4 separate regions of the Mus musculus genome follow, and all the other regions are linked to region 4. Evidence: chromatin loops called from intact Hi-C (ENCODE). Cell type or tissue: heart. All regions are shown on one strand.

Region 1 (5,000 bases), 260 kb before region 4:
GTAAAGGTACAGTCTTGAAAAAAAAAAAAAACAACAACAAACTATCACATTACTTTGTAATTGCTGGGGGGAATCTTGGTGCCCGTTGTTGCAAATAAGTCATCAGAAATAAGACAGTGACTTGTTTCTTGCTTATGGTTTCTTGCTCATGCTTTTTGATTCTCAGTTGAAAAGGCAAACTCTCAGAGGCAGACCCTTGCCTGGCTTGTTTTCTTCTTGTCCCTAGAACAGTTCCTGACACTTGGAAACATCCAGTAAGTAGTTATCAGAAGACTGGCAGATATTGCAGCTTTTCTGGTTGTGCACACTTTCCCGCTGATGGCTACCCCTTCTCACACACCGAGGAAGCAGTGACCCTGCTGTCCCGGAGCACATGCTTATGATGTGATAAGCCACTGAATATGCCTCTGAACCGACTTGGTTGTTTTTATATGTCCACTAGCTCTCATATTTTCATGAATTTTGAATAGCATTTCAGAAAGTAATAAAAGTTGGAAGGTTATGTTAAGATCCCCTTTATCCTATTTCTCACTCAAAGTTCCTGTGTCTTTAAGAGCAGGGCTAAGTAAGTTGGTCCCCCTCCAGGTTCAAGAGGAAATGGATTGTAGCAGTTGTGCCTTCGTGCAGCAGATGTTTTGGTTGGAAAGGCTATCAGCCATCTGACTCATAGTAAGTCCTCAATTCCAGTAATTTCCCAGTTTTCAGTTACAGTAGGTAGGATGCAGGAAAGCAGCGTCTTCCACTTTGGGATCTTTGAACTTGGTTCACATATTACCACTGTTCCTGGCGCATAACTCTGTGTGAGAGGATGAAACACAAGGGAGGTCAGAGCGGTTCCAGGAATAGACATAGTCAGTTGGTGGTGTTTTTTGTGAGAGACCATTGGAGGTAAACCAAAGCCACTGGCCTCTCTGACCTAGTACTAACAGCAAGAAGCATACCCCACTGTGTTTTCCTGTAACTTCCTGCACTAATATTATTCCTGAATTAAGTTAATATGAATAACTAGTATTAATTTGAATAATCAAGTTGTTCTTATTTCCATGTACTATGTACAAACTGCAGTTTTTAATTTGTTTTGGGGATATTCTTTCCCCCAATAGAACCTTGAAAGTAATTCTGTAGTTCTTATATCATGTCTCTCATTTTAGATTATGGCTTTTTTGTGAAAGTTTACCCACTATATGTATACTTCTCAAAAGTTCAGGAAGATTTTACAGCCAGTGTTTTTAATGGACAAATAAGAATTATGGAAGGAATGCTAAATGTGTCCTGTTCTGTATTATGAGTGTGATTGAGGAATTGCTGATTCAGTGAGGTGCCGTTCCATTCCTCTCCCTCTGCTCTTGTCTGGCATCTGGGTTTCACATCATCACGTAGATGGGAAGAGTGTTAGCGTCTTCACAGATAGACACATTCAAAGCCTCGTTGCTTCTCCAGGCCCATAGCAGGACCTGGCTGTGATTTCTGAGAGCTTCCTAGGAGATTTGCCCAAGTGAAACCTGAGGGTCAGAAGGTCACCACCATTCTGGAGCTCCTAATATTTCCTAGCATGATCTTTTCTTTTTTTGGTTTTTTTTTTTTTTTTTTTTTTTTTTTTGGCTTTTCAAGACAGGGTTCCTCTGTGTAGCAGTGGCTGCCCTGGAACTCACTTTGTAGACCAGGCTGGCCTTGAACTCAGAAATCCACCTGCCTCTGCCTCCCAAGGTCTGGGATCCCCACCACTGCCCGGCGATCTTCGTCTTAGCTAATACCAGATCATTTTTAAGTAGCTATATTTAGCACCATGCTCCTCTTGTGTGGGTTGTTCTTTGCATATTTAGCTGATCAGACAGGTCATAGGTCACAGACTTCATAAACTCATCGAGCCCAGTACATTAAGAAAGCCTTTTTCACCTTTGCATTCTAAGACACATTTGTAGAGCTTCAGGCTTCAGGGGTGTCTTAGTCAGGGTTTCTATTCCTGGACAAAGCATCATGACCAAGAAGCAAGTTGGGGAGGTCAGGGTTTATTGGGCTTACACTTCCATACTGCTGTTCATCACCAAGGAAGTCAGGATTGGAACTCAAGCAGGTCAGAAAGCAGGAGCTGATGCAGAGGCCATGGAGGGATGTTCTTTACTGGCTTGCTCAGCCTGCTCTCTTTAAAATCAAGACTACCAGCCCAGAGATGGTCCCACCCACAAGGGGCCTTTCCCCCTTGATCACTAATTGAGAAAATGCCTTACAGTTGGATCTCATGGAGGCATTTCCTCAACTGAAGCTCCTTTCTCTGTGATAACTCCAGCTTGTGTCGAGTTGACACAAAACTAGCCAGTACAAGGGGTTTTTCTCCAGTGAGAGAATAAACAATAGAGAAGCGCTGACCTAGGTTACCCAATGTCTAGAGAGTCATGCTGAGAGAGAAGACCACACACTAGAAAGAAAAGACTGAAACAGTTTGTTCTCTGAGAACTCGTTTCACTCATATTTGTCTCTGTCTCAGTGAGCAATGTGATGTCTCGTACCCAGTAAAGCCCTAGATTGTGATGGGAAAGCATGGGCCAGAGTCCTGAGGGTAGAATTGTCTCCAGGTGCCCTCCCTGCTAATACAGAGTTGGAGGCTCCAGGCATTTTGTGTAGTATCTTTGAGAAATGTCTAGGCCTGCACAAAGCAGGTGATAATTGTATCTATCTTGATGGCTTGTTGGGGATTATGTCTCATCATGATGCATAGCACCCAGATAGAAATGAGCCGTATGAGGCAACTCCCAAGAGAAGCATTGCTAGTACAGATTTGGCTATTTTAGATATGAAACCTTAACTCTGTGATCGGAGAAAAGCTGTCTACCCTGGTAGATTGCTGTGATAAAACTTGATAAGATTCCGATTAGAGAAAAACAGCAATATTTGAGAGAATTATTAAGCCCATATATGTACACAAGTCTTGGTATGCAATTGAATATAAACATTCTGTACATTTGTTAATGTATTTCTGTGTTTTTGTTTGCTTGGTTTGGTTTTTTAAAGATAAAGTCCTGTTAGATGTCACAGCTGGCCCATTCACTGTCTTCCTGCCTCAGCCATCTGAATGCTGGAAGTTTAGGCATGTGCCACAATGCCTGTCCCTGAGTTTCTGTTTTCAAAATGTATGATCTTTTCTGTTTTCCTGGTGCATTTATATATTTTTTTAATTTTTTAAAGTTAAAGCTATATCTAATTTACTACAAAATATAGATATTACAGCATGTCTGTTCTTTGGCCATTTGAAAATAAGTGTTTGTCATGATGGACACAAGCTCCTTATGCTTTGATACATACTTCTTACAAGTGAGAGCCTCCCAGTAATTGTATATGCAGTTCAGGAAGTTAACATTGGTTCATTACTACCATCCAGTTTTAAGATCCATTCAAATTTCACCAAGTCACCTAGTGAGTTCTTGATAGCAGAATAATTCATGTTGACATTGTGTGATATCTTCAGCTATGTGTTTCTTCAGCCTGTAATAGAACTTTAGTTTTCCTTTGGCATTCACAACATTTAACTGTGTGTGTGTGTGTGTGTGTGTGTGTGTGTGTGTGTGTGTGTGTGTGAAGCTTTGGGTCTGTCTGATATTCTATCATGACTGGATTTCATGACAGGACATCACAGAAATGAGCTGTACTTCCCTTTCGCCTCCTCTCAGGTGACATATCCTTTCTATAGCCACTTGGCTGAGGTTGTGCTCATCGCTTGTTTGAGATTCTGTCTACCATAATTTGGATCTTAAGCATCCCTCAATGGCCCACATGCAAAGGCTTGGTCCCCAACCCACAGTACTCTCAGAATGTAGGAGGCAGGATTATTGGGACCCCAGTTCCTCTTCCTCATCTTCCTTCTGCTACTCTCTCTCCCCTCCTCTCTTTCTGCCTCTCCCCCACCATCATGGGATAAACAGATCTTTTTCATCACATGTTCCTGAAAATGCTGATTATGTTGCCTTGGCTCAAGCAATCCCAGTCTAGAAATGCTGGTCCATGGTCCAGACTAAACTTCCTTCATGCCGCCTCCCTCCTGTTGTTTTCTCACAGCAGTAGAAAGCTGATGAGTGTGCTGTCTATCGTGTTTTCACTACAAAGTTACTTCACCTTTTGATTTGTGTATATTTTGTGCTAAGTTCTTTTGTATTCTGTCTTTGTCTGTATTAACAGACACGTACATAACTGATGCTTCTAATTTCAGTTCAGTGCAGGGGCACAGTTTCTCTTTTCCTCTGAATGCATTAAATATGATTCTCATTATCTTAGTGTGTTACTATAATAAAACATGTAGGTATTATTTATTTTAATTATATATCCGTTGATATGGAACCTGTCTTGCATTGTTGCTTCTTCTGCCTCCCCCCATGAGTGAGTATGTTCCCCATTATGCTTGAAGTCTGACATGGACCAAATTACCCTTTATTCAGATTTACCTCTGTTGCTGTGATCAAATAGCTTGGAGTGTAAACAGTTTATTTCATCTGAAACGTTACAGCTTGTCATCAAAGGAAGCCAAAGCAGAAACTCAAAGCAGGAACCTGACCATGGGAACTGAAACAGACTATGGAAGGATGCTTCTTATTGGCTTGTCCAGCTTCCCTTAGACAGTCCGGGACCATCTGTTCAGGCTATAGGAATGGCCACCTTAGGATGCATCTTCCTACATCAACCATATATCAAAAATAATAAAATAAAATAAAATAAAATGTAAAAGCCCAGCAGTGGAAGCAGGGGCTGTCTCTGACTCTTTCTACCTTCAGGAGCTCTTTCCTCCTACTGGTTGCCTCATCTAGCCTTAATAGGAGAGGAGGTGCCTAGTCATAGAGCGGGCTGGTTGAAGGAGGCCTGCCTTTTTCTGAAGAGAAAAGGAAGAGGAGAAGTGGGTTGGGGAAGGAACTGAGAAAAGGAAGAGAGGAAGGAGGGGAACCTACAGTTAGGATGTTATAAAACTAACTAACTAACTAACTAATTGAATTAATGAGTTTAAAAGTCCCACAGAC
Region 2 (5,000 bases), 320 kb after region 4:
TTTATGCATATGAGTGCTTTGTCTGCATGTATGTTTGTGTACTATGTATAGTGCCCATAGAGAGGACCGAGAGGGCATCAGATGCCCTGGAACTGTTAGGTCTCAAACCTGGGACAAATGACAGAGGTACTTATTTAACATGTGAAAGTGGTTACTGGACCCAGGTTCTCTCAGCCATTCCTACCTGTTACAGGGTATGTATGGCATGCACACTCCCTGCCCTAATCTTCTCTTTCCCTCCCCCTCAGAGTCATGCTCGCTCTGAATATTCCCAGATGTCTTTCCTCCCAACTATGTTCTCCCATTTATCTCTAATAAACCTTTTTCTTCATCATACCTAGAAGCAATCATGTCCTTTTCTTTTTATTTTATTTTTATCAGAATCAAAATTACAGATAGATAGTTGTAACCATGTGGGTGCTGGGAATTGAACCCATGTCCTCTGCAAAAAAACAGGCAGTGCTCCTAACCTCTGAATCATCTCTTCAGTCCCTGTATTTGTTTTTAATTTATCCCAACTGCAAGCATTTATTATGTAGCTGAAGATGACCTTGGGCTTCTGGATCTTCTGCCTCCATCTCCCAGTTGTAGGGATTACAGGTCTCTTATGCCCGGTAAATGTGATTTTTATCCTCTAGGAACCGAGTGCAGTAGAGAAATGTTTAAAAATCACAAGATAAGAGAATTAAGCAATATAAGAAATCAATGAACAGAAAAGAACTATAGAAAAGTGGTATCCTGAGTGTATGGAGATGTCGGGAGCGTGTAAAATCTTATTGCTGTTGACTGAGGCCCACTTTGAATCCTGTTTCTTCTAGGGTCACCTGGCGAATCAGCGACTCTGGTGATGTGATACAGAGCCCTTGATCTGCAATGTCAATCTTTTTCAACAGAGAAGTCTCTTATCTCCAGCACACCTGGGTTTCCAACATAGGCAACTGAAACCCACGTTTCCGGGTTAGCGGAAATACGAGCAATTGTTTTGAAAACCAGTGACTGAAACCTAGAAAAGAAAAGCAAGGCGGGAAGAACGCAATAGTTAACTCTGCGGAACCACCAGGCCCTGGGGAGCAGGGAAGGAAGGTCATTCCAGCCTACGCCGGCTCTGCGTTCACAAGCAAGGCAGGCTCCGCCCTGCGCCTGCGTAGTGGCGACTGTTCGTTGCAGTGGAACGCCTGAGAGAGGGAATCGCTCCTGCGCGTTAGCAACCGCGGAGGGGAGGGCGGGGAGCTGGAGAGGCAGGAAGGGGACGTGGCGCGCGTGCGCGCAGTTCGGCGCGGCTAGGCGGCCCGCAAGGGCGGAGGGGAGGGAGTGACGCTGAGGGCGGGGCTGTCCGTGGCGCTGCCGAGCTTTGCGGAGCTGGGCGGTGCCGAGGAGGAGGTGGAGGAGGCGGTGGCGGCTGGGGTCTGACGCGGCCCGGTTCCTGACGCGGCCCGGTTCCTGGGGGCCTGCTTGTTTATTTATTTATTTCCAGTGGGCGCCGCCAGCGTGTGCGCGCGCTGTCGCTGCTCGGCGGGGAGGGGGTGGGGGGAGGGCCCGCGCCCGGGGGGAGTTGGAGCCGGGGTCGAAACGCCGCGTGACTCGTAGGTGAGAACGCCGAGCCGCCGCCGCCGCCGAGAAGCCCTGTTAACGCTTTAGGGAGGAGAGTCTGGTGCCGACAAGATGGCGGACGGGGAGCTGAACGTGGACAGCCTCATCACCCGCCTGCTGGAGGGTGAGTGCGGCGCCGGCTCGTCTCCCCACCCGGCCGCGGGGCCCTTCCCGCTCGAGCTGAGGTCGGAGAGGAGGGCAGGCGGGCGGGCGGGCGGGCGGGCCGGGTGCCCCAGGAGGCCAGGAGCGCGGGCTGGCGGGCGGGCAGGCGGGGAGGCCGGGCCGAGCGAGGCCGGAGGCCCATCGGCTGGTACAGTCTTCCCGAGAGGCGGCCGGGCTCCGCTTGGCCGCTGTGCTGGCCTCTGCAGACCGTTCCGAAGAAGGGGCGAGGATGCCTGCCGCTGGGCTTTGTGTGTCCGTGGAATGTGTATTTCTCGGTTCTCTTTGTGCGTTGCCCTTGGCAGCCTCCGATGGTCGTTCCGGTAGTGAATTTTACATAAAACCTTCCCAGTAAGGCTCTCGGATCGTTTGCATTTTACTGGATGCTCTAGAAAGAATTAGGGAGAGGATACGATGACTAGTTTACCATTTATTATCTGGAGTATAAAAAAACAGTAAAAATCCTGAATCAGGTTAAAGACGTCCGTTAGAAATACGAAACGCCCGGATACATGTGCTGAAGGGGTTGATTTGGGGGCTTTTTTTTTTTTTTAAACATGTTTGAGCCGAGTTTAATTTCTGCACAAACTTAGCAAATGTCTGTTGTGAATAATCTCTTGAGCTTAAAAGGTATTTTACAAGTGTTCTCAGCATTTGAAGTTCCGGGTTCTTATGCTTTTATCGATTAGTTTTGTGTTGGTGGGAACATAAGGAGAAAAGAGGAGATGGAGAGGCCAGTAGTTAAATGTATTGGTCCGTTGGGGGATACTGTTCGAAGTTAAAGGCGGGTCTTGGTCAAAAGAACCCTTTTACGCTATAAAATTTGCGTCGTCACTAATTGTGGAGTGTGTAAAAAAGAATTGCGTTTTTGAGTGGTTAAGAGTCCTTTTTGTCAGCCTCCTAATGAATGCGTGTGTTTACTACAGCGAAGCTGTTTGTGTTTGGAATTTTACCAAAGAGCGTGGAGAGGGGTGACTTTTCTTTAACTAGTTAAAGTACGAAGTATTTATTCTCTGTTTAAAACAACAACAACAACAAAACAACTCTGTTTATATGCTCCAGATGTAAAAGCTTTCCAGCAGCCTTAAGGCTGAGAAAAAGGCAGAACTTTTACCAGGAACTCTTTCTTATTTACCTTCTCCTTTAGTATCAAGTTATTCCTGGGAGGCCCCCTGGTGCTTGCTGTGTTTACTGCTTGGGATTTTGTGGTCTTTAATTGATAGAAACATCTTGCTGGGTCTGTGAGAAATTTGTTTAGTTAAAAAAAATTTATGCTTGTAGTACATGGCTGGCTCTATTAGGGAAATATAGTTATTTTAAATCTTTATATCTTGTTACTCTTCGGAGAAGGGGAATTTAAGCCCACCACTGTTTTCATATAATCTAAATTTTAAATTAAATTTGGATCAGATTTTATCGCAGTTTATTAATATTTTTAATTTTTCATAAATACCTTATAGCAGATGCATGTATTTTAAACCGATCTAGAAGCCTTTAAATCAAATGTACTTCTATACAGTTACAGATGCTTAAATACAACTAATAGAGTGGGAGTTGTAGAGAAAAAGGGGAAAGTAGCCTGAGCTATATCATTGTTAAATATTTGGTTCTATCATCAGTCACCAGCACCCACCAGTCCCCCCTTCTTGGGTAAGAATACGTTCTTTTTTTCTAATATAGCAAGTGTTTATTGACTGCACTGCCAGGCACCAGGAGTCAAAGATAAGGCTCACTCCTCACTCAAGCAGCTCAGTATAAACAAGTGGCTTCTCAGTGTGTGCTAGCCTTCCTGCTCTTCCTGCTTTGAATGTACAATTTATTAGTAGTTTTGTTACATTCTTGTTCCTTAATCCAGACGAAGACTGCTTTTGTTGTTACTCTAAAATATTACCAGTCCCTCCTTCCCTCCCCAAGCCTAAACCTGTTCAAATAAATTTTGAAGTCTTGGATTTTCTAGTGAGTAAATTCAATCTTGAAAAAAAAATTTTTTTTGAGACAGGGTTTCTCTGTACCTGGCTATCCTGGAACTTGCTCTGTAGACCAGGCTGCCTCAAACTCTGCCTCCCCAAATACTGGGAATTAGAGACATGCACCACCTCTGCCGGGCAGCCTACTTTAGTTTTCAGTATTACATGCTAATTTAACTCAAATTCAAGTGGTGCTATTCTGTAAAGTTGCCTCGCAGAACAGAATAACCTGGTTATATATTTTGTGCGTCCTAAATGAAAGTGAACATTAAAAGATACATAATTATAGTTAAAGATGTCTAGGTTATATATTTTGTGTGTCCTAAATGAAAGTGAACATTAAAAGATATGTAATTATAGTTAAAGACGTCTATCCATAGCAAGACTACAGTTAGTGGTCATTGTATTGAAAGTGTGAAGAGAACCTTCGAGAATGTGTGCTCTAAGGACCAGTATGATAAATATGACATCCTTGGTAGATAAAATGTGTGGATTCAGTGTGTTCAGCCATTTCACAGTGTATGCACTTAAAATATGTGTTCCTAAAAGATGCAGTGTTGTCTATCAATTAAAGATTGCTTTTGGCTGGGCAAAAAGTTGTGGCTTTAATCCCAGCACCCAGTAGGCTGAGGCAGGCAGATCTCTGAGCTCTAGACCAGCAAAACACAACAGGAAAAAAACCTTGCTTTTGTAAAAATGTTTTTTTGCATTAAGAGAAAAAAATTGATCAGAACCTAGTCTCATTTTAAAGTGTTTACTTTATGTTACAGTTTATTCATTTAAAAATATATTAAACTCTGATGGCCAGTTAAGTGCACTCACTTTCAGTAACTACTTTTTATGTTACTTTGTTCGATGTTAGACCATTTAAATAAAAAGACTAGAACATTGTTTGGACTGGGTGTGCTTCTCCAGTATTATTTTCTTGGTTTAAGTTTTACTTACAACTAAACAATAACTGTTTTGCCATCTGTAGTGACCCTACTATAGTCTTGTGATTTATCATAATTGATTACATAAGTTCAGATTAGTTCTGTGAGTGAGCTAGAAAGCCTGCCTAGTAAAAGGTTTTGCTTAGAGTGGTTGTTCTCTAGATATTTGAAGAGGAAGTGGGAGTCACCTGGGGGCCTTAGGTAACATTCCAAATGAGTTTATTTTGAAAGAAGTCAAAAGTAAGTAGAATCCTGATACTTTGTGAAAGAGAATCAAATGGTGCCCTTGGAGGCCAGAAGATGCCCTAGAACTGGAATTACGATGTGATGAGCCGCCCTGTGGGTGCTGAGA
Region 3 (5,000 bases), 540 kb before region 4:
AGGGGCACTTCTCCATATCCTTCAGTCAGGTGATTAGAATCGGGTAGAGTATATAACTCAGACCTGACAGAGCCTCAGAGAGACCTGCATGACCCAGTCTGGACCAGTGAAACTTGTCTCTGGCACTGTTGCTTCAAATTTTAGACAAGAACTGTATTTTTTATCAAGATTGAAACTAAGTATGGATAAATGTTAGCATCTGTTTATTTACTTGCTTCATTCTATGTATACGGTAAAACCTGAAGTCAGTGTTTGCCAAAAGTGATATTGATTCACTTAGGATGAGCTCTGCGGATTTTATCCGCTTATATATTATTTGTATAGTTTGTATAAAGTGTTTATTTATATCAAAACAGATTTTGATATTATAAATATTGCTTTAACGATGCTTAATACCAAGTAATATTTCCTAGCATATATTTTGCTTATAACATTACTATAAAATAATATTATTATACTTTTTAAAGTTACATTTTATTATTTTATTTGTTTGTTTAGTGTGTGTGTGCACAAATGTGGAGGTCAGAGGAAACCTTGGAGGAGTTGGTTGTCCCCTACCATGTGGGTTCCAGGGATTACTCAGGCTGTCAGGTTTTGTGTCAAGTATTTTTACCTGCTGAGCCACCTCACCAGCCCATAAAACTAGTGTGAGCTTTATACTAATTCATACTGAGACAGAAACGCTTTGCCCCTCAGATGTCCGTCCCATCTCGTCTGAAAGCCAGCCAGTATGTCAGGATCTGCACTCTGATCCCTGTAGATCTGGTTTCCTGTTACCACTTCTCTAAAAGAAACTGTTCTCCCTTGAGTGGAGATGTGGCACAGTTGGTAGCATGCTTGCCTGGCGTGCACGAAACCTGGTTTCCATCCTTAGTACTGTACAAACCAGATGAAGTACTGCAAGCTGAACCAAGTAAGGGTGAGCTTGAGGCTGGCCTGGGTTATGTCTCGAAAAACAAAAAACAAGACAGCAATCACAACAAAAGCGAAGAACTCACAAAAACAACCCTTTTTACAAAAACCCAGTTCTCTGTAGAAACTGAGGCTGGGGAATTCATGGGTTCAAGGCCAAGCTGGTTTACATAGTGAAAGCTTGATTCAAAATATATAGATTTTTTAAAAAAGCAGTTCAGGGGCTGGAGAGATGGCTCAACAAATAGGAACACTAGCTGCTTTTCCAGAGGACCTGGGTTCAATTCCTAGCAACCACATGGCAGCTCACAAGTGTCTGTAACTCCAGATCCAGGGAACCTGACACCCTCACACCCATGCATATAAACTAAAGTTAAATAAATTAAAAGAGCAGTTAAAACGAGAGCATTAGCCTTACGAGGCTTGGCTGGTGTTGCCCACACCCCTCACAGAAGTAGTGGAGAGTCTCTGCTCACCTGGAGGGACTCCCTCCAAGTGGTAGTCCAGAGGAGCTGCAGTGAGCATATTACAGTGACCCGATTTTGTAGTCTTCTAGGGAGACCTCAGTGGTTCTCAGATAGACTTAGAAGTTCTTGGTAGCCATGCCATCAGCAAAGGGTCGGAGGCCAGCAGCATTGATGGGCTGCTTTGCCTGCCTTTGGGCTCAGCAACTTCAGTTACCAATCAGGAGCATCTCAGCCCGGCCCTTCTCTGGGTTCCAGTCATACACTGGCCGAGCCCCCTCCAGCAAGCAGGTAGGGCTTCTCCTGCTGGTTCCCATTATAGACAGGGTCCCTGCCTGAAGCTTGGCATTCAAAGCCTAAAGCATCCTCTGCTAATTGAGCCCCAAATCTAAATTTCCCATTGCCTCGCTTACATTGTTTCTTTCCCAGAAGAGGACGCTCTGGGTTTGTCCTTGTATAACCCAAAGACCTATTAAAATATTTTTTTCCTAAAAACAAGGGGGTTGTTTCCAGAAAAACACACACTACTACCACCTCCATAGAAGACAGAGAAAGCAGACTAAAAACCCACACTCCTGCGTCTTATGACTGTAGTCTGTCCCCTGTGTTTGCATCAGCTATTTCAGAAATAGCAGAGGCCACTTTCTGCACTTCCCATTCATTATAAATCTATCTCGAAAGCTAAGTCTGAAAAGGAGGCCACGGCCAGGCTGGAAGGCTTTATGGGAACATTTCAGTAGGAGGCGCAAGGTCAACAGAATTCGGTTTCCCTAGCGCTGGGACCTTCCTTCTTGGAATCGTACACGGGGACTGAGGGCCAGGTATCAGCTAGCTGCAGGCAGGATCAGGGGCAACTGGGATGGCGAGTTCTCAGATCCCTTCAAGCCTCAGAGCTCTGTACCTGTCAGCGGGCCCAGGCTGCTCTTCAGGTGTGGGTTTCCACTTGCCTCTTCCTGCATTGCATCAGCGGTGGGGGAACCCAGCCTCCCACCCACGCTGCGCCCACAAGTCCTTCCGGCTCGCAGAACCTCTCAGCTACTGATAACACCCTTTTGTTCTTGAATGATCCACACCCTTCGGGGGAGGGAATGAGAAAACCTCCAGGGAAAGTGCCGCGCGCCACAGATGCCGGGAAGGAAGAAGCTGGGGCGCTCTGTAAGTCCCTTTTAGCGAAGCTTGTTCCCTGGGGCTACCACCTGGCTCTGGGCTGGGTTTCCAGGCAGCGGAAGTTCTCAGGCAAGGGGCAGAGAGGAGCTCTTTAGGGGAGTCATTAGGGATTGTTTTCCAAGGAATTCTCTAGTGAAGTGTTGGGTGTCTTCCAGTGGCTTCCCACCAGACTCACAATCAGGCCAAACTCCTTCGAGTGGCATCCAGGTTTCTGTGAACCTTGCCCCAGACTTCATACCCAAGGAACTCTGATTGCTTAGAACTACCCGCCATTATCCTGGACTGGCTCTAATTTCCGTGCCTCTGTGACTGTTGCATATACTTTGGTACATCACTTTTAAACATTTAATTTTAACTTTATGTGCGTGAATGGTTTGGCTGCATGTGTATCTGCACCACATGCGTGCATGCCTGATGCCAGCAGAGGCAAGAAATGGGCTTCTGATCTCTCTGAGCTGGAGTTACAGATGGTTGTGAGCTATCATGTAGGTGCTAGGACTCAACGCTCATAACCTAACTCCTGAGCTATCACTCCAGCTCCCCACTTTTTAAGAACCCTTAAAACCCCTCAAAATGCTACTTAAAAACCTCTTCACAGCCTGGCTTGACTACCCGGACCAGGCTGGGTGCTCTGCACTCGGAGGCTCCGGGTTCCTTTCCTGGCTTATAATCTGTTAGGGTAATTATTAGGATTTGCATGCTTATCGCTTCCTAGCTGCTCCTCTAGGGCTGAGACTGTGCCAGGCAACTTTGCAAGCTGAGCCCTGATGAGTTTTCAAGTAATATTATGGAAGAATAAACACTATTCCTTTTAAGAGACTGTTCCATCAGCATGGATGTTCCTTGGCTCCTGGTGACATCTGACTTATATATTCTCATTCTCTCTCTCTCCCTCTCTCTCCCTCTTCTCTCTTTCTCTCTCTCTCTCTCTCTCCCTCTTCTCTCTCTCTCTCTCCCTCTCTCTCCCTCTTTTCTCTCTCTCTCTCTCTCTCTCTCTCTCTCTCTCTCTCTCTCCAACTCTGGACCTTGAGCCCCAAAGTTCTGGCTCCAAGATTAATGTTCTCTTTCGTTGATACCAGAGATGCTACCACAGTCTGTGAAGCATAGTAGCAATAAAGTCTTATATAACACGGACTGGCCTTAAACTCATTCTGTAGCTGAGAATGGCCTAGAACCTCTGATTCCCGCCCCCGTCAACACTTCTTGAGTGCTGGGCTGGGCTCACACTGTGTCCAGATTACTCAGTACTTTGGATTGAAATCAGGGTCTCACGCATGCTGGGCAAACACTAAGTTACATACGTTCCCAGACACCAAGATGCTATTTAAAAGCTGAGTTAGAAGCTGGGCAGTGGTGGCACATGCCTTTATTCCTAGCACTCGGGAGGCAAAGGCAGGCAGATTTCTGTAAGTTCAAGGCCATTCTGGTATACAGAGCGATTCCAGGACAGCCAGGGCCACACAGAGAAACCCTGTCTCAACCCCCACCTCTCAAAGCTGAGTCTGGGTACATAACAGTAATTCTAGCCTCAGGAGGTGAGGGAACTGCTGTCAGGTGGAGGCCAGCCTGAGCTACATAGCCAGACCCTGTCTCCAAGACCCAAAAGAAAAAAAAGAAAGAATTTGAGATGCCACCCCAGATCTTGAAAACTCCTGGAGTGGTGCCCAACAGTCTGTTTAAACCAAACCCACAGGTGATTGTGTGGCAGGCTCAAGATGGAGAGCCATGGTTTATACCACAGCCGCCCTGATGGCTTGCTGAGAACCAGGGGAGGGCGCTCCAGGACAAACTTTTAGCAGTTAAAGTAAGTACAACAATCTGGCAATGGGAAAGGGAATCTGTGAAACAGGACAGAGGACCAGAAGCTTGAATTCTGAGCTGCTCCAGCCTGTGGGGCAGCATTGTATGAGTGATGTCACGTGCATCGTTGGTTAACCAACTGACCTGGTCCTTAGTTTTCCCATCTGCAAAGTGAGGGTTCCTGCTGAATCTTCTCAGCTCTGATTTCCTCCTTCCATTAGGTTGTTCAGCTCTCCCTTACGAAGAGTGTGCTGCCGCCTGTGCCAAAGGATAGACTTAGGACAGAATGCTAGCGTTTGCTTATCCATGCTGTGAAAAGGTCTCACACTGTAGACCAGGATGGCCTCAGACTCTTGATGTTCCTCCTCTGCTGTATCAGCCCTCTTGAGTGTTTGGATTACTGGTAGGAGCCACCATGCTCAGCATGTGACCGCTCATTTAAAATTGTTTTTAAAATTTATTTTTATTCCTGAGTATGTGTGTGCCTGTCTGTCTGATGTGTGCCACATGTGTGCAGGTGCTCTTGGAGGCCAGAAGAGGGAGCTGGAGCCTTGTACTAGAGTCACAGGCAAGTGTGAGTGGCCTGCTGTGGATCCTGGGAAACGGACCTCAGTTCTCTGCAGAAGCAGCCATCTCTGCCTGCAGCCCATGACTATG
Region 4 (5,000 bases):
CTTTTCTGTGTCTAGCTCCTCCCAAGCCCCATACCTACTAAGCACCCACTGTAGACAGCCTGGTCTGAGCATTGAGGGTCCAGTCAGTGGACCCTTTCTTACTACTGAACACCCAAATCATACCTGAGAAGTAGTCGCTTATGTTTGCATCCCAGTACATTTGGTGTTTTGGGTTGAACCCAAACATCACTCATCAATGGGTTTAGAGTCCTTTATACCTGTTGTCCCCTACTTTCCAATCCAATAACCCCACCCCATGTACCTCTCCTTTCCAACCAACATAGAAGCTTTGCGTTTCTGTTTCTTCCACTAATGAGACCAAGACAGTGAGCACTGACAGTACAATCTCCCTGCCTGGCTTTGCTCAGACTCTGGGGCCTGGATGGGAAGTCAGACCGGACATCAGTGCCCCAACTGAATAATCTGTGTCACTAGGGCTTTGAGCCCAGGATGTGAGCGGAGGCAATTCCCTGTTTTGGAAGCAAATCAGACAGGAAACCGATGCTCGGATGAAGGAAGAGAGCTCCGTCCAGCAGTGTGTAATAGGGCCTCATTACCCAAGCAAAAAGCAGCTGTTGGCTAATTCCTAGCATGCTGTAACACAGGAGGATTTTGCAATTAGCAGCAACCAGTGCATGCGATTCTCAGGTATAGCTGCCTATTCTGCTCAGCCTTATGAGCAAGAAGTCTTTCAAACCAGAGGGATTGGCAAGGTAATGCCACTTAAGCCAACTCTCAGCCTTGTCGGGGCGGTGGGTAGGAGACGAGGAACAGGGGGAAGGCTTCCCCCTCCCTGATCTGGCTGTCTATAAAACTGTTCTGTGGTCCCAGTGATAGGCCTCTGTTTTTGTTACTTCCCAAGTCTGTGCTGCTACCCCACCCCAATCTGGGCTCAAGGTAACTTTATTACATGCCAGATAAAGTCTGTAATCAGCTCTGCTCCCAGCCCTCTACATGGGGAAGCTTTCCTGGCAGTTAGTGACTGGGCCTTCCTCCTTTATGACTGCACGGTGGACCAATCCAATCAGTGGAACTTGTGAGAAGTTCCTGGTTTTCCTTGTGCAAGTGCATACTATTTTCCCCCTGTTCTCCTTGTTTGTGGGGTCCTGTATCCCCATAAATTTGCTGTCTGGCACTCCCCCCCCGACCCCCCCCCCCGCGACATCTAGCTTCATAAGGTCTTAATACTGCGTCTTAGTACTAAGTACCTAGTACTTCCCCACTGACCTGTGGGGTGGGAGGCAGACAGCTCTTTGTTAAGACCTCTGCTTGTGTCTATGGCAGGAACTCAAAACACGAAAACTATTTCCTGTTGTAGCTATAATCTCAATCTCAAAGGTTAATCAATCCCTGGCAATTTAATTTTTTTTGGAGCTAGGTGGATGCACCTCTTCCTCCTGGAGTGTGCTTTGTTGTTGTGATTTTCTTTTTCCTGGGACAACACCTCCAGATATATGCTGTGCCCTGCTCCTTGGCTGTTACGGTTTCAGGGCCCTGGCATTACGCAATCCAGCCAGTTACACAAACATAGGTCATTTCATAACTTGTTTTCTTCAGCCAGGCCCCCTTCAAATGAAAAACAAAACAAAACAAGACACGGAACTTTTCCAAGGCAGCTATCTGTTCTGATGACTTGTGAGAGTAAGTCAAGGGCATTTCCTTCAGGATCAGGGACCATCAGGCCAACTTTTCCCCCCTGCCACATTCTTCCAACAGGCGTATGCGCGCGCGCACACACACACACACACACACACACACACAAAATTCCCCAGAGTGAACTTTTGCCAACTGTACCAGGCTGGGACATTCCTCACATCAAACAACTTTTACCAGAAATGACTGTGATTTCCCAAGTCAGCCTCAACTGTACCCCTCTAGTGCCCCCTACAGGACATTTTTGGAAGAGCTATTCTGAGAATGTATTTTTCCAATCTCAAGAGTGTTAAACTTCGTTAGTTTTCCAAATTCTTAGAATTTTTCTTCTTATTTAAGGCAAACGAATGTCATATATTGAACAATAACTAACTACAAATGACTTGAATTAAAACTGAGTTTAAGAAAAAAAATCTTTTTTTTTTTTAATAAAGCCCGGTTGGAATAAAAGAGTGCTTTTTTTCTTGTTCATGAGTTGCCTCCCCCAGCCCATGGTGTTTTCAAATACTCAAGGATTGTTTTCCCCATCTGCTTGTGTGGGGAATGTTGGAGAAGGGAGAGATGCGAATTGGTGGTCTTTCTCTCTTTGTTTTTTGTGATCTTACAGATGTTGTAGATTTGGATCATGCAGTGTTATCCCAGGAATGTATCTGTTCCGCGGATTCCTCCTGGAGGAGGTGCCCAGTTTCTCACCACCATGGGGTGAAACAGCAGTCATAAACTGTCTGAGAAGTGGTTGAATTTTCCTTTCTAAAACCCTGAGTACATTTCCATTATTGTATTGACTGAGTGTATTATTATTATCGAGTGTATTATTATTATCGTATTGTACTGACTGTCTTATTATTCACACTGAATATAAAATTTGAGGGCTTGAGGTGTTTTTTTTGTGTGTGTTTGTTAGTTTGTTTTTTCTTACAACAAACACACCAGAGCCTACACACCTAAATCACATAAACCATTATCATCATCATCATCATTGACATCGCCTCCTCCCTTGCTGGACTATATGCTTAGTTGAATGCTGAGACTGCCGTTCTCAAAGGCGTTGCAATACTGGGTTTTTGTTTTGTTTTGTTTTTTATTGTTTTCAGTGCATATAGAAAATTCTCCCTGCCAACAAATCTTCTCTCGAATGGTGAATTTGATATTTGAAAATTACCAAAAGGTCTTTGGAATTAAGTCTGACACATGAAGTCTGAATGGACAGACTGGTGAGACCCCAAGTCTTGTAGGTCTCGGTCTCCAGCGTCCATTTGGAAAGATGTTCTCCCATTCAAAGCTCATAAAATGGCCCCTTGCTGACAGCATCTTTGTGTTTATGCCTTGGACATTTTCCCCTTAGTTACACAATTCCGGTTTATGTGTTGAAAAGGAAAAATTAGCCTCACTGCTGGGTGGACGGGGTTCGTCTCTATTGTGTGTTGAGTTGTGACCTCAGCAGATCAAATAATGTCAGCTGTTCTGTTTGAGATCTACGTATCTGTCCCAATCCCGCTTGGTAACTTGACCCTCTGAGCCAGTAACAAAGCTGAATCAGCCTTGACAAGTGGCCGGTGTCACTAGGCTTCCTTTCCAGCCGTTCTTTAAGAGGTGACAGACCACCCGCCCTCCCATGGGAGCAGGCTACTGTCTCGTTCATGTCTCGTATGATTAGACAAGAATCAAGGAAGACATGGAATAGGGGTGTGGGCAACCCTGGTCTGATTGACTGCAGAACTCAGGAGATGGGTGAGAGGAGGAATTTTCCCATTCAGGAGTGGGACTCTCACCAGAAAGAGCAGGAGACCCGAGTAACCTGGGGATAACCCCTCAGGGGGCTCTGCCTCTCGTTTCTTTCTGTTTCTTGCTTTCCTTCATCCTGGCAGTGAAGTGCCACAGGCTAGACTGCTTCTTTTAAATGAAGCTGAGACAGAGAAGAGACTGGTGTTGGGCAGGTCCTCTGTGATAATGTGTATAGGATAAAAGTTTGGAAATTTTGAGTTATTAGCAGCAATTTCCATTGTGACATAAATGGTTTTTCCTCAGAGGAGAAAGGCCAGAGGTCACGATGACGGCCAATGTAATGCTATACAAGAGGCCCTGGGTCCAGTGAACACACACTTGCCTGATGTTGGTGTTGGGCCTGAGAAGTGTGAAGAGAACATGCCTTTTACCCCCTCTCTCCCCAGCTAGTCTGCTGGGATGTTGGATTTCCCTAGTCAAGGCTATAGAAAGGAGATAGGCCAGTTCCTTCCTGGATGGCCTGCCTGCCTCCCTGCCTCCCTGCCTGCCTGGCTGGCGTAGCAGCTTACAGGGTCCACAGGTTCATGTCTTGCATAATTGGGGTCCAAGAAGGACCTGCCCAACAGGATGGGTCAAGAACAGCAAGCCTGAGCTCTGTTTAAACTCTGCCTGCCTAGCTTAGGACTGTGGGAGTGCCTCCATTTGAGCCTAAGGGGATGGTGGTCTAAACTCTTGTTTTCCAAGACTACTAGGTATGACTCTTTCTGAACCCAAGGTCTCATTGTTGAGTCCGGAAAGACTGTTTTCCAAGTCAGCAACTTCTGGGCTGTGAGACTTCTCTGGTCTGCTGAGTTGGTTTCTGATGAGTTGGACAGCACATCACTGAGTGAGCAGCCCATTGCGCCTCAAGCACAGAATGCTGCTGGTTAACACTGAAGTCCCCAATCCCCAAAGACACACAACACAGCTTGTAAGGATTTGAACTTTTGCTCAGGGTGTGGAGATCCAAGTTGGTGAGCGATGATCCTTGGCTTCCTGGATGAGAGGGGTATCTCTCTTGGTTTGTTTGATTGGTTGGTTGGCTTTTGCTTACCTCCTACCTGAGCCTAGGAGACCAAACTGTATTTGTAAGTGAAGTTTAATGAGCCCTGGGATTCTCATGTATTCCCTACTGATGCTCCCTGCTATAGTGGGAGAACAGAGTTGCACCACAGACGGTATGGCCCAGAAAGCTTAAGAGCTCACCGGATTTGGCTCTGGAGGTCTATGGGGGCCATTGGTCCTTTTATAGACATTTACCCAAAAGTTGACAGGGAGACACAATATTTCTAGTACTTAGAAGCTCTGCCAGGCTGGAATGCCATATAGCCACCCAACATTTCAGCCCTGTCCCCAAAGGAAGAGTTTTCCAGGGGCTTGTACCCCAAGAGAACTTGGTCCCTGGTTACTTCTCACATTCTTCTCCCCACCCCCAACCCCCCATCGCTGCCACATGATACCGGGTGCTGTCACAACATTGCCCTGCAGCCAGAAAGCTGTCTTGGTTTCTTTCTCGTCAGTGTGAACTCCTTCATGGGAATCATGACTCCATGTCCCTTTTATGGGACATTTGGGTCATTCTT

The links. A loop is a pair of places that touch in the nucleus more often than their neighbours do. Peaks named below come from ENCODE experiments on the same cell type or tissue, not always from the same donor. Only the 100,000 strongest peaks of a DNase experiment are listed, where the experiment ranks them.
Region 1: it touches region 4 in a loop (5-fold over the local background); 9 of 42 quality-filtered maps call a loop at or near these places.
Region 2: it touches region 4 in a loop (3-fold over the local background); 2 of 42 quality-filtered maps call a loop at or near these places.
Region 3: a loop joins it to region 4, with 2.0 times the contacts of the local background. A loop is called at or near these places in 21 of 42 quality-filtered maps.

Annotation. Positions count from the first base shown.
Region 1 is chr5:31,876,093-31,881,092 of GRCm38, forward strand. The region is part of intron 6 of Babam2 (BRISC and BRCA1 A complex member 2); the gene reads left to right. Among named protein-coding and RNA genes, the nearest start is that of Gm52770, 120 kb to the right of the region's middle. In heart, a CTCF peak has its summit at 546; a DNase peak (open chromatin) is centred at 669; H3K27ac peaks cover 520 bases.
Region 2 is chr5:32,457,694-32,462,693 of GRCm38, forward strand. Ppp1cb (protein phosphatase 1 catalytic subunit beta) reads left to right here and starts at 1,277. Exons shown (of 8, transcript NM_172707.3): 1 at 1,277-1,714. The coding sequence starts at 1,663. In heart, CTCF peaks have their summits at 1,703 and 2,920; a DNase peak (open chromatin) is centred at 1,258; H3K4me3 peaks cover 3,398 bases; H3K27ac peaks cover 3,221 bases.
Region 3 is chr5:31,594,491-31,599,490 of GRCm38, forward strand. Gm38424 (a long non-coding RNA gene) reads left to right here and starts at 2,453. Exons shown (of 6, transcript XR_868330.2): 1 at 2,453-2,531; 2 at 4,237-4,347. In heart, CTCF peaks have their summits at 2,108, 4,303 (motif pointing right) and 4,889 (motif pointing right); DNase peaks (open chromatin) are centred at 2,441 and 4,310; H3K4me3 peaks cover 1,367 bases; H3K27ac peaks cover 1,648 bases.
Region 4 is chr5:32,138,075-32,143,074 of GRCm38, forward strand. All of the region lies in intron 1 of Fosl2 (fos-like antigen 2), which reads left to right. Among named protein-coding and RNA genes, the nearest start is that of Fosl2, 4.1 kb to the left of the region's middle. In heart, a CTCF peak has its summit at 1,890 (motif pointing left); DNase peaks (open chromatin) are centred at 497, 957, 1,617, 3,997 and 1 weaker place; H3K4me3 peaks cover 1,599 bases; H3K27ac peaks cover 1,644 bases.